Regions from separate parts of the Homo sapiens genome. Here region 1 is linked to region 2. Evidence: chromatin contacts called from ENCODE Hi-C or POLR2A ChIA-PET data. All regions are on one chromosome and are shown on one strand. Each heading gives the region's core, a stretch centred on a gene start or an enhancer-like site at or near the end of the contact. The rest is flanking DNA. Distances are from core to core; before and after follow the strand shown.

Region 1 (6,862 bases), core at 2,068-4,567, 110 kb before region 2:
CATCCATCCATCCATCCATCCATCCATCTCTCCCCCAAGCAGACAGAGCTGCCTTCCTTTCTTCCTTCCTTTCCTTTCCTTCCCTTCCCTTCCTTCCTTCCTTCTTTCCTTCCTTATCATTTATTCAGAAAGATGCTATCATAACCACCACTACTGCCGTATTAGTTTCAAAGAGTACAAAGATGACTGGGCATAGTCTCTGTCTTCAAGCATTTCATGTCTCTGCTGGAGACAGGTCTGATTACAAATAATGTAATCTCAGGCACAAGATGGTATCAGAAAGAAGAGCATATCAGAAAATCAGGGATTCAGGGAGTGCGAGCTGGAAGTCCTCTTGGCGTTGGTCATCTCATCTACTTGCCACAGGCAGGGCTGTACCTCCTTTGGCCCTGAGAGATGATTATGGTAAGTGGCCCACTTCCTTTTCTGGAAGACAAGTCAGTGAGTTGGTGCCCTGGAGTCAAGGGAGATGGGGACCCAGGGAGAGGCTAGGTTATCAGCTCCAGTAGCCTGATTGGATCATCTTTTTCAGGAACCTGAAGGATCTGGAGATGGGTCCACCCTTCACCATCAGTGGTCACATCAGCAGCACAGATGGTGGCTACATGAAGTTCTCCAACGGGCTAGTCTGATGCAGAGACAGCAACTTGTGAAGCCCTGGGGAGGTGAGTTGGAGTTGGGAGAGCTGCCGAGTGAGCCTGATGTCCAAGTAAGGTCCTAAGAGGGTCCAGTCACCCAAGCCTCGCACCAAGGACCACTTGGAACCCAAAGAGATTATTTGGTTCATCCCCTGTCTTCTGGTGCCGATCTCAGGCTTGGGTCATGTTTTCCCCCACCCGCTTCTGGCACTGGGCCTGCCCTGTTTCCTCCTGTCCACCCAATCCATGCCCGGCCTTTCCTTCCTGGGAAGGTTCTGTTTGCATTCAAGGTGGAAGCTTCTAGAGCACAGCTTTTTATCTTAACTCTTGCTCTGAGATAAAATTTCCAGATGGCCAATATCTCCAAGAAGCATCACTCTAGCACTTCAGTTCTGAGCTTTCTGAGCCCAGGAGCCTCCCCTGCTTCATGGCCCGCCAACTCTGGCCACACGTTCCCTTGCCTGCCTTTAAGCCCATCCCTTCCCCACATCTCAGTTGCTTTTTCCCATTCAAACCATTTCTCTCTTGGGCAGTTCTTGCCCCTCCCAGGCTCCCCTGGACTGCCCTCATCCCCTCGGATCTTCAAGGCCTGGCCTGGCCCCTCATTGTGGAGAATGAGGGGGTCTCCTCTGGATACGCCACCAGCCTATGGTATGGGAGTCCTGGGGAGTCAGGCCTCTGGGAATGGAGTCTGGCTGGGCAGCAGCGGCTTTCTCTCAGAACTAAAAGAGGCCACCATTCCTCAGGAGGAATCTAGATCCCAGGAAGCCCCTGAGCCTGTAGGAGGGGTCACAGATGTCCTGGAGAACCAGCCCTGCCCAGTGCAGTCCAGTGTGGGCAAGGCCTCCAGACACCAGCAGGGAGCTTCTTTATGTAGTATCTCCAGTTACCTGCCCTTGTAGGGTTGACCAGGGGCCAGAAAGCCACTCATAGCTTCAATAAGCAAAGTTATACAGAGGTGATTCCAGACATGGTTTTAACATTCCCACCTGAGGCCAACTTCCCTGAAGACTGAGCTGGGCCTCGACTCTGCCCTGCCCCCTCTGTACTTGATTCCAGCACTTTCAACCCTCCCCCTGCCCCATCCCCAATCTGGGCCTGTTCTCTTACTGCTCAAGGCCTCAGTGCCTCCCAAACATGGCCAACTCCCAATTTTGATGTGCAGTGCTGAGAACAGTCTAGAAACATGTTCTTGTCGCCTAGGCTCCTGCAATGGGCTGGGCACGGGGGAGTGGGTGAGTTCTACATTACAGTGTTCTGCATTTCTTGTGCAAAGCCTGTCCTGTGGCAAAAGTGGGCCAGAAATGGTGGGAGTGTGAAGAGGAACCCAGGCGAGGCTGAACAAACCAGATAATGCACCAGGGAAACCAGGAATCCACTGTAGTTTGGTAGACAGCAGGGCAGTTCCCCTCGTGAGTCATCACTCCTTTCTCCGGTCTGTGCCCTGCTGGACTGGAGGCAGAGTGTGCACAGGACGTCAGCTTAGAAGGTGCTTAGTGCAGACTTGTTCAAACCAGAGAGGCAGAGTCCTCGGGGCTCCTGTGGATGGAGTAGGGCAAGAGAAGGGAGCCTGTCACTGCTGAAACCTGCAGTTAGAACAGCCAGCTGCCAGCCTCTCTGCTAGCAGCCCAGCAACAGATGCAGGAGCCCAATAGAGCAAGTGGGAGGAGGAGGGAAGCTGTGTGATTTCTCTTCCTGTGCTCCCTTTCCCAAAGCCTCATTTCTCGTTTTGGGTTCTAGCAGATTGTAGAGGAAGGAAGGTGGGGAGCCTCACCAGCCCTTACCCCATTTTCTGCCAGGGTCTGGAGGCCATTCTCCCAGCATAGCCAGGCTTTGACTTAATTACCAAGTCTCTGGATTTGGAGGTCTTCAACTGAGTCTTCTGCCCCTGAGTAAGTGGGAGTGAGGAAGGCCCCTTAGTGGTTCTGAGACCCCTCCCTTCCTTGAAGGCCTCTTGGAATAGCAGGGAGGGGAGATGAGTTGTCTTCGGCTTCCTTCCTTGGATTTCAATTCTGAGGACTGGGGCCTCTTTCCTAACCCCTGAGGTTTGGGCCCCAGTAAAACTTTCTTTCTTTCTTTTTTTGAGATGGAGTCTTGCCCTGTTGCCCAGGCTGGAGTGCAGTGGCGGGATCTTGGCTCACTGCAACCTCCGTCTCCCAGGTTCAAAGGATCCTCCTGCCTCAGCCTCCCAAGTAGCTGGGGTTACAGGTGTGCGCCATCATGCCCGACTAACTTTTATATTTTTAGTACAGATGGGGTTTCACTATGTTGGCCAGGCTGGTCCCGAACTCCTAACCTCAAGTGAGCCACCCGCCTCGGCCTCCCAAAGTGCTGGGATTATAGGTGTCAGCTGCTGCACCTGGCCCGGCCCCAATAAAACTCTGTACCCGCACCCTGCCTAGCAGGGATCCTGGGTCTGCAGTCCATGCCCGGCCACCCTAGGCCCCCGGAAGTGCTCAGAACTCAGTAGCCTTGGGGAATCTTGAAAGGGAGGATGGGACCCAGGACCCAGGTGGCCCTGGCCCCAGGTCTGTGGCTTCAGGTGAGGAGACGGGGACAGCTGCCCGGGGCTGGGAGCACGGAGGGTATTTCCCATCCTCGGGAGCAGAACTGATACTGGGCGACTTCCTCTTTTAGGGCCCTCTGACGCACCCTCTGTCCCCTCAGCCTCCCCCTCTTTTCCTTACTTCCGCAGGCTACTGGCGAGCACAGCTTTCTTCACCCTTGGGGCCTGGGCCTTACCCCTGGACTTTGCGTGTTTCTGTTGAGGGCTCTAAAGGGCAGATTCCAGCTTGTTTAGAAACGATTCGGGAGCAGATGCCTGGAAACCCAGCCACAGGTTTGGCTGAGCCAGGCACTGGCTGGGACCCAGATCATAGCAGTGCCAGAGCCTCTCCCAACACCTTCCCGCTACCTTTTTACGGTTCTTCTTTCCACTGGCCCTAAGAGCCCAGAGGCAGTCACGGGGGCTGGGGGTCCAAGGGCTGGCTGGTCCGGGTTCCCCTGCCACGCTTTGGTGCCTTCTCTGGGGCTATTCTCCAGCCTGGGTGGCCTCTTGTCCCTGCAGCCCCTCCCCTCCTGGCCATATCTAGTCTCTGTGAGATGGCCCAAGTCCGTCTTTGCTGTGACTTCGCTCAGGGCTTGAGACTTGACACCAACCATTTTGATCTGAATTGCAGGTGGCCACATTTCCTCCATTTGTGCTGTTCCTCAACCAGGCTGAACCCTCTGCCAACAAAGTTATGTTCCATAGGTCTTTAGTAACTCCTAAAACTGGAGCGTGCTGGAGGAGGTCAGTGACTACTTGCCGAGTAGAGAAGAGACACCCAATGTAGCCACAGAAGGCTGCTTTGTCCTAGAAAATTGATCAAAATCATGATGAGGCTGGGAGGCGAAGAGGGAGCTTTTCTCTCCTCTAAGTTCTCCTTGAAGTCTTAATGATCTCGTCCCATGCCAGTGGCATTGGAGGGGGCCAGGTGCCAGGAGCCAGGAGGGCAGTGTCTCTGGTGCCCCTCTCTCTGCTTCAGGAGTCTGAGAAACTCAAAGTAGGAGCAGATGGGAGGATCATTATTATCTTTTTAAAAACTGCTTAGTGATCAAAAGGAGGAGCAGAGACTGTTTGCACAGTTCACAGTCCACAGAACACAAAGCCTTTTCTTGCATGGTACTGCATTTTGAGCCTTATGTCAAGCTTGAGACACAGGGATTATTCTTGGTCCCGTTTTACATATGGGGGCACTTGGGTCAGAAAAGCAGCATGCTTTACCCAAGTTCCACAACTGGCTACTGGCTGCACCAGAGCTGAGCAGAGTCTGCACCCTCACGGATGTAGCTGACATCAGGGCGTAAGGATGAGAACTGAATGTAGTATAAGGTCTGGTTCTGACCCTGCCCTGATGTGCTGTGTGGTCATGGGCTACTTACTCCACCTCTTTGGACATCTATTTCAGCATCTGGAATCAAAAGATTGGACTATTTTTCCAAGGCTTCTCCTGGTTCTTACCTGTAGGAGAGCAAAGACCTCATCTACTTTTTTTTTTTTTTTTTTTAAAGCGTCTGCATTCTCAGTTCTTAGCGTATAGCCTGGTCCATAGTAGGTGCTCAGTAAACAATTAAAAGATGCAAGTACAAAGTGTCAATATATCTTTCTAATTTAGGAGATGGCAGTTGAAAGGTGATGGCTGCAGTTCCCTAGTGGTCTAGGATTCTAAGCATTACTTAGCCTTTCCTTGACTCTGCGTGTGTCTGACCAGGTTCCAAGTCTGGCCCATTCCCAACCAACTTTACCTGTAGGGTGAAACGCTAACATTTGCTGAGCACATATCAGTGCAGGGCAGAGGCTTATGATGCGCGTCTTCATCCTCACAGCCTCACAGGTGAGGGAACAGAGGCCCAGAGTGCCGTGAAGTGATTTGTTCAAGGCCAAGCAAGAATCTATTTTCTTTATAGTCCTTTGTCACCCACTTCTAGCCTCAGTCCAAACTGGCAGCTATCCTAACATCCTTGGCCCCCAAGAACATACTCCTCCCTCCAGATGGTCTCTAATCTCTTTTTGGGGTCTCCTTGTGTGGTGAGAAGGGCGCTCAGGAGCCCAGTCCTCCCCAGGCCCCATCCTCAGCTCTGAGCTTCCCACTGACCCACTCCTCTTTCTTCCTTTTGTTTTTTTAGAACTTCCTTGACCTCCAAATCACCAAATTCTGCCCATTCTTCATGCCAGCTCAAATTTCCCTTCTCCAGGGAGACTTCTGTAAGACCCATGGATCTTGTGCTCTGCTGATTTTAAATACAGATAGTCTCAGGCCCCCATAACTTTATTATTGATTATTTCTTTGCATTCATTTATTCACGCTGCTTCCATAACATGCCAGGAACTATGCTAGGCACCATGGGGGCATCCAGTCTCCCTGAAATTAACCTTGCTTTCTCCTATTTGATGGGCATTTCTTGCAGGCAGAATCAGGTTTTAAACCTCTTCTGAGTTCTCCACGGTACTTTGCATGGCTCTGGCCATAGCCAGGAACTTCTCAGGAAATTGTGTTGAAATCTCTCTTCAGAACATCTTGGGCATTGCTTCATCCCTGGTGCAATCCTAGGTGCTCTGAAAACCAAAACTTTTGATCTCTCCCCATCCTTGACTACATTCAACCTTGTGCTCATGATCAGTTACATTTCTGAGAGAGAGCACACAGATGACGATTTTTCTATCTTAAAGGATAACCTAAGGAATGATCAAAACCGTGACAAGGCTGGCAGGTGAAGAGGGAGCTTTTCTCTCCTCTAGGTTCTTCTTCAAATCTTAATGGTCTTGTCCCATGCCAGTGGCATTGGAGGGGGCCTGGTGCCAGGAGCCAGGAGGCCAGAGTCTCTGGTGCTCCACTCTCTGCTCCAGGGGTCTGAGAAACTCAAAGTGGGAGCAGATGGGAGGATCATTATTATATTTCTAAAAACTGCTTAGTGATCTAAAACCATCTAGAAGCCGTGATATTTAAACAGATCTGGTACAAAACAGGAAGCCAGTGGCCTGGTGAATTCTCACACTTGGAGACCAGAAGTGAAAATGTTCTGCCTGCCCAGAGTAGCAGCAGGCCAGCAAAACAACAGGTGTGGCCGGGCACGGTGGCTCACGCCTGTAATCCTAGCACTTTGGGAAGCCAAGGCGGGTGGATCACTTGAGGTCAGGAGTTCAAGATCAGCCTGGCCAACATAGTGAAAACCCATCTCTGCTAAAACTACAAAAATTAGCCGAGCGTGGTGGCTCGTGCCTATAATCCTAGCTACTAGGGAGGCTGAGGCAAGGGAATTGCTTGAATCTGGGAGGCAGATGTTGCAGAGAGCTGAGATTGTGCCACTGGACTCCAGCCTGGAGACAGAGCAAGACTGTCAAAAGAAAAAAAAAAAAAGAAAGCAAGAAGTTGAAAAACAAATCAAGAAAAAACAGGTTGGGCAGTGCTGGAAGTGAGTTTTTATCTGCAGAGCTATTGGGTTGGTCTACTCCTCCCTAATCAGGAGGATGCGGTTTCTCATGATAAGCAGAGAACCACTGGGGGGATGATGGTGAGCAGTATAAGAAGTCACATCTTCGGCCGGGCACAGTGGCTCACACCTATAATCCCAGCACTTTGGGAGGCCAAGGCGGGTGGATCACAAGGTCAAGAGTTTGAGACCATCCTGGCCAACATGGTGAAACCCTGTCTCTACTAAAAATACAAAAGTTAGCTGGGCAT
Region 2 (6,531 bases), core at 1,199-3,698:
TGCCAGCCCCAGTGCCACTCTCCTCTCCCAGGGATGACCGAGATGTGAGTTCACACAGGCCGCTGGCAGTGGAGTGATGGGAGGCCTCCCTCCACGGCAGGAATTTCGGTGTCAGGAAACAGGGATCTGCCTGCAACTCTGCTGACCTAGTTGAGACCCTGCCTTCTCTGGGCCTTCAGCCTTTAGCTGTAAAGCAGGGGGTGCTCTGCCAGCCCTCCCCTTCTCTGCCTGGGGAACAGGGGAGGGCTCAGATAGGGGGAGCAGAAAAGGCTCCAGAAATCTAGTGCAGAGAGGCCCTCCAATCCTGCATCCATCCTTTCCCTTTGCTCTCCCTCCTTGGAGAGGCAGTGCTAGGTGACAGCGAGGCTAAATTATAGGTTCTGAACCCCAACCTTGGGCTTCTGTGCTCCTCGCCCACCTGGCCCACCCTCACCCTCTTCTCCCATTCTCTTCCTCAGAGCGAGGTGCGATTCAGAAAATCCTAACCAGCTGGCCTGCTGCTCTGCACAGCACCGGCTGCTGTGAAGACTCTGGCCATGGTGACTGGCCATGTGTGGCATCATCTGGGCTAATGGCCACCGGGCACCATCGGACTCCCACCTCCACTGTCTGCTGCCTCTGTGTGTGTGTGTGTGTGTGTGTGTGTGTGTGCATATGTGTGCATTGCCACTCTCCCAAGTTTTTCAGAAACCAGCAGAGCTGTCAACTCTTCTCAAAATCCCAGGCTGGAAATTACCTGGAGACAAGAGTTGAGTACCGTGGATGTTCCTACAGGAGTGTCCATAGATGGATGGAGGAGGTGGAGCCCAGAGCCCAAGGAAGAGCTGGGAATTCTTGCTTCTCTGACCCTCACTTACAGACTAGCCCAGTGTGGGCAGATGCCAGCGGCCCAGGTGGCGCCATTGCTGTCCTGGGATGGATCGTGGGTTTTGGTGGATGCAGCTTCCCAGGGCCTGGACCGTCTTCGGTGAAAAGCTGCTCCCGTTGGCTTTATGAGCATCAAGTCCTCACCCAGACCCCCTGCTGGTGCCGTGGATGTCACCAGTCGGACTGTGCTGTGGCTAACCAGGCTGACAACTGAGATGAGGATTCACTGTACTCATTTGGTCACAAGCTGCTGGGGCGGGTTTTATTTTATTTTATTTTTATATTTAAGAAATGAAAATACGGGTATTTTTAAAGATTCTCCAAAAAGTCCAGAAGCCTTGACAGCTGGCATCAATCAGCCCAAGACCCCCAGGGGATTCATGGGAAATGTCGTATTTTAGAGTCCTACAGAATATTTCTGGCCTCAAGGAACTGGATGAAGAGACTGGACAAAGTCCCCAGGATGGGCATCCCCCAAGTCACTACAGCATCTGGAGCCCCTAGGAGATACTCAGGGAAGCAAATCCTTGTTTGGGCTGGCAAGCAAATCCGACACGACGAGGTCCACAAACTGTTTCTGCATCCCAGGGCTCTGACGAAGGCGTTAAGAAACAGATGCTGTTCCCGCGTAGGCTCCCAGGGGCCCCAGGGAGGTCCAGGTGGACTGCCTCTCTCATTCCCAGTAGCTGTCCTGGGACTTTGGGATTTCTTCTCAGCTTTCTCCACCTTTCAGTTTCTCAGTTGTTTCAGAAACATAGCAATGACATAAAAACTGCTATGGAGAGAAAGCTAACATGGTCCCATGCCTTCCAGGCAGCCCTGCTGAAGGATCTAAGTTGGCCCTGTTCCTGCAAATCATCAACGTGCCTGGACTCGCCAGCTAAAAGCCTGGGCCTTCCCCAGCCTTTTTTCTGGGGCACCTATTCCTCTGCCAGTCCTGCTCCCCTCACCTTCCTTGGGCCCGTCAGAGTCTTTTGTGGTGCTGTGCTTCTCAGAGGCAGGATCCAAGCAGATCAGCCCAGCCTAGCCCAGCTCAGGCAGGCCATGGCCGCTCAAGGGAAAGACTGCCCCAGAAGAGCAAGCTGGAGAGGCTGGGCAGGGGCTGATGGGGCTGGGTACACTGGGGAATGTTAGCAAGACTGGGAAGGAGGCCACATTCCTGTCTGCAGCAGCCGCCAGCGATGGTCTTCAGCAATAAAAGTTGTGTGACCTGAGACATCTGTCTTTGGATGTTTTACTGGTACCCTAGGTAACAAATTGAGGTTGCCCACCCTAGTGCCCAGACACTCTTGGTTTTGGTTCTTAGTTTTGGTTCCTCATCTTTGGGTTCTGCTCATTTAGCCATACATTCATGTATTCATTCCATTCACCAGCTGCATCCGTGCCTACTCTGTGCCCGGTACACATGCTAGGCCCAGAAGATACAAAGGGCATGACAGCATCCTCAAGGAACTGGGTCATGACCCAATGTGATAGAAGCTGTGATTGAGTGTGGACACCACGCATGGAACATGCACAGAGCAACCACCAGCCACACCTAGAGATGTCAAGGAAGCTTCACAGAGGAGGTCAGGTTTGGAATGAACCTTCACAAAGCAGGTGGGGGCAGGGGAAGGGCACTCCAGGGCATGTTCTTACCCTCTTCCTCTTCCTCTACTTCTGCCTTTGCTGGCTCAACAACAGACATGTTGACAAGGAAACCCCAAAGCTTACTCAGCTATTTCCAAGGGAATCGGATGGGTGGTCCCACTGGCCTCTTCTGAACGATCTACCTCTTCTTGCTTTGCACTTTTCCTGTGTTTACCATATTGACCTCAAACATTATGAGCCCACTGGTGAATCCCCAGCTCCACCTCTGTACCCCCATTCACCAGTGGGCTGATAGTCCCCAGGGGCACACCAGCCACAAGCACAGAATTCTTCAGGTTTCCCCACAAGCATCCAGCCTCTGGATACCCTGAACTTGATTGCTTTAGTCTTTCATATCAATGCCAGGGAAAGTCCTTCTTTTGATTCCTTTCTTGCTCTATCTGCACAAGAAGGTACAGGGGAGGTGGCAGGTGCCACGCTTACTATATTCCTAGGAGGGGTGACACTGACTGTAATAGATCCTACAGTTTCTGACAATTTCAATGGTTTAACCTAATTGAAGTTTATTTTGCATCCATGCAACAATCCTGTAAGGGTGTTCTGATCAGAGGGAGACTTTCTTCCACAAGCTTTTTCCATCTTGGGAGTTTGTCATCCACATTGTTGTCTACTTCTAGCCAGAAAGAAAATATAAAAAAGACTCATTCACTCCTTAAGTGCTCTAGCCCGGAAGTCATTTCCACTGACATTTTATGGGTACAGACATGTCATATGTGACATGTGGCACCACCTAGACAAAATTGGGCTGGGAAAGGCAGTCCTTGGCAGATCCCCCTGCAGGAGCCAGCACTCATTTCAGAGGACAACCAGCCATCTCCACTCACCATAGGAAGGTGGCTGCATCCTCAGAAGCCCAGCCTGGGCAGAAACTTAGAGCTTAGGCCATTTCTGTTTCTTTCCCCTTAGAAAGCAGACACTTTCCTTTCTCTCTCAGGGCATTCCTAGGACATAAATTGACTGGCAGGGATGTAAGGGTATGGGAGGGGGGCAGGGAAATAAGTTAGAGAAAAAGCAGGATCTGGATGGGAAAAGAAAAATACATTCCTTTGGCCCAGGATATCTATAGAGGCTACCAAAATTAGGGATGGCGGGGGGTGATAGGGCATTCTAAACTGGCGCAGAATCTCCAGGGAACTGTGTGTGTGTTTTGGGCAGGGAGGTGGTTGCAGTGACATTGTCCTATGTCCCTGGAGCCTAGGCTCCTCCAAGTACCAGCCAAGCCTTCTGGCTTTGTCAACTCTATTGACTGCTGAATTTCCATAGAATTTATCTGGGAAAGGAGTGCCAAGTGAGTGTGCTGGGCAGGAGAAGGGGGAGGCTATTGCAGGGAGAGATGATGGCTCTTTACAGAAGGAGCCACTTACAGCCTAGCAGGTGCTCCAGCTGCCTCTGGGCTTTGGTTAGATTCCCAGGGATCATTGTTCCCCATAATCACTTAGCTGTGGTCCTGATGCAATTGGGTGGACATGGGGACACACATGTGAAGTCCCCGTGATGGCCATGATGAGGATAATGATAATAATAGCCAGCATTTGCTAAACGTTTGCTATGTGCCACATGCTGTGCTGGACACCTGATGTATATTATCTCCTGTGAGCACAAGAATCCCGTGAAGTGGACATTGTCTTCATTCCTAATTTACAGATGAGGAAACAAAGGCCAAGCAAAGTGAAATAAGCCTCCCAAACTACATGACTGCTGCATGGCAGAGGTGGATTTGAATCCAGGCTCTGACATGCAGCTGCTTTTTTACACTCTGCATTCAGCTGCTCTTTTACACTCTGCACCAGAGTCAGGTGGAATCCTCCCAAGTGGGACCTCATAGGCTCTGCTCTCTGGCTCTGCGTATCTTTCCAAGAGTGTCAGGGTGAGACAACTCCCCAGAGAAGGCTAGGCGCACCCATCAGAGTGTCACATGACCAGAGGCTTAGACCATGTGGTTTCTGGTAACTTGGACAAGTACATCATGAGTGGGAGGAGGCCCTCCTCCACCCCGGTCCCAAGTGGATGGTTTCTGGGATGCCCTGTCAAGTCACAACAAGCTGTCACCCAGGACACCTCCAAGTCTCCTTGATGTAGGTGGATGGCTCTGAAAGGAACATGCCATTCATTCCCCGTCTCCTGTGCACTGGCCCAGGCTTCCTGTCCCTAGGAAGGCTGCCACCCAGTCCAGTAAGTAAGCGTGCTGTACCGATCTTACAATGGGTCCTCCCAGAGAACAGGGAGGACTGTGCTCAGGAGATAAACAGCCCTGGACCTTCTGGGACAGGAGGTCTTGAGACCTCTGAGAAAGGTGAGGGCATAGCCTGGTCTATGGTCCTCCACGGCTCACTCCTGCCAATGGGACATGGGAGGTGGACATAATAGGAGGCCTTCTCTGTCCAAGCCCTGAGTCCCAGAAAAGGTTGTCTACTTTTCATAGAAGGAAGGAGCTGGGAATCTGCTTTGAATAATTCCTTCTAATTACGCTGTGTTGTAGCAGAGAGAGCTCTGGAGTTGGAATCAAAGTACCTGGAGGTACAAATTCCAACTCTACTACTTACTCAGCTATGTGGTCTTAGACAAACCATCCTCTCTGTTTCTTCATATGTAAAATGGGTGTATCTGGCCTACATTCGTTGTGAGATTAAATGGTACGATCCATATAAACATGCAGGGCAAAGTGATTAGCATATCATGACCTCTCTGCATATGTTGAATTCGCAGCGAAAGGGTCAGATCCTTCACCCTCAGGCGCTTCATCAAACACATGACATAGGAGAGAGAATTTTGGATAAAGCTTCGAGTCCTAGGAAATTTGCCATGTCTCTCCATAAACTTTGTTCCTAGGCTTTTAGCAATGACCTGATCCTCCATGGAGGTGATGCTACCACCTAGGCCAGGTGGATATTCCCAGCTGGTGGTCCCTCTAAGTCGTGGAGCTCCATGACTTAGAGGAGCTCACCCCGCTCTCTCTTATCACTGACAGGGCCAGGAAAGCTGCCTGTCCCTGGAAGAATTCTCCTCTGGGAGATGTTAATGTCCTGCCCTGGCAGACTCTGACTGCTCAGCCAATGGAGTTGGCCAACTCAGGTCTGTGAGGGGCATTCATCTTCAGCCCCCACAACTCCTCAATCCACAGCCATCTCCTGCCCCACCATACCAGTGTCTGGGAGACACTTCTTAGTCTTCATCTTCCTGGAATTCTTGCAGCTTCTAACCATCGAGTGCCTCCTACTTTATGACATTGCCATGACCTCTGGGACATGGACTTTCCCAGGTCCCCTTCCTGCCCTCTGGCTGCTCTTTCTCAGTCTTCCACAGATTCTGAAATTGTGTTCCCAGGAGACGTCCCCAGCTCTCTTCTTTTCTCTTGGTAAATGGTAAATGCTCACCCTGGGCCATCTCATCTATTTCCAGGGTTTCCAACATACACCTGTGGAGCCAGCAGGAATTTGCTCCATGTCACTAAAGCATAAAAAATCTCACCTTTCTTTTTAAAATCAGATGAATCTGACTTTGAACTGCTGCAGCCTAGCTGAAAAACATCCCTTGTCACCTTCCTCCCCAGAAGAACTTATTGCCCATTGTTCTCCAGGTTGGGTACTCCATCTGCAGCCCTTGTGGGTACCCCTCCGAGTACTGTACAGGTAAAGGGCATAGTTTCCAAACCTCTGTTCTCCATGCCCTCACACTGAGGGACCTCACTGTTCCTGGGTCAGACTGAGGCTGCTCCCCTATCTTCAACCCTCAAATCTTCTTCCCCTAGCAGGTAGTTCAGGCCTGTCTCTTTTATGAACAGTGCACAAAGGCTTGTAAATTCTCTATGGGATCAAAGCCATTCTTTCCTGATAAGATCATGACAGAAATCAGGATGAGTATAGAATTCAGTAATTGTGTACATGTTTTCATGTGAACGTAAGTTTTCATTCCTCTAGGATAAATTACTATCAGTGGAATTATTGTATCCTCTGGTAATTGTGTGTTTAACTTCGTAAAAAACTGCCAGGCTTTTTCTAGAGTGGCTATACAATT

The links. Hi-C counts contacts between places; a loop is a spot of excess contacts on that map. ChIA-PET counts read pairs that join two places held with the same protein, here RNA polymerase II (POLR2A). Pooled maps may share reads with other maps.
Region 1: a pooled map shows a loop between it and region 2 (6-fold over the local background). The contact joins two enhancer-like sites. A Hi-C loop is called at or near these places in 1 of 37 single-sample maps with no recorded cell type and 10 of 50 pooled maps. POLR2A ChIA-PET finds 5 or more read pairs at or near these places in 1 of 52 experiments (activated naive CD4-positive, alpha-beta T cell).

What each region holds. Positions count from the first base shown.
Region 1 is chr11:118,007,551-118,014,412 of GRCh38, reverse strand. It overlaps SMIM35 (small integral membrane protein 35), which reads left to right. Exons shown (of 5, transcript NM_001394165.1): 4 at 533-665. The coding sequence ends at 632. Among named protein-coding and RNA genes, the nearest start is that of IL10RA, 25 kb to the right of the region's middle. RefSeq lists enhancers at 3,178-3,678, 3,824-3,923 and a silencer at 4,448-4,497. Within about 2 kb of position 3,317, at least 21 of the 41 ENCODE cell types and tissues checked have a DNase peak (open chromatin) inside an H3K27ac peak, as active enhancers do.
Region 2 is chr11:117,896,193-117,902,723 of GRCh38, reverse strand. TMPRSS13 (transmembrane serine protease 13) reads left to right here. Exons shown (of 13, transcript NM_001077263.3): 13 at 459-2,083. The coding sequence ends at 485. Among named protein-coding and RNA genes, the nearest start is that of FXYD6-FXYD2, 23 kb to the right of the region's middle. Within about 2 kb of position 2,448, at least 3 of the 41 ENCODE cell types and tissues checked have a DNase peak (open chromatin) inside an H3K27ac peak, as active enhancers do.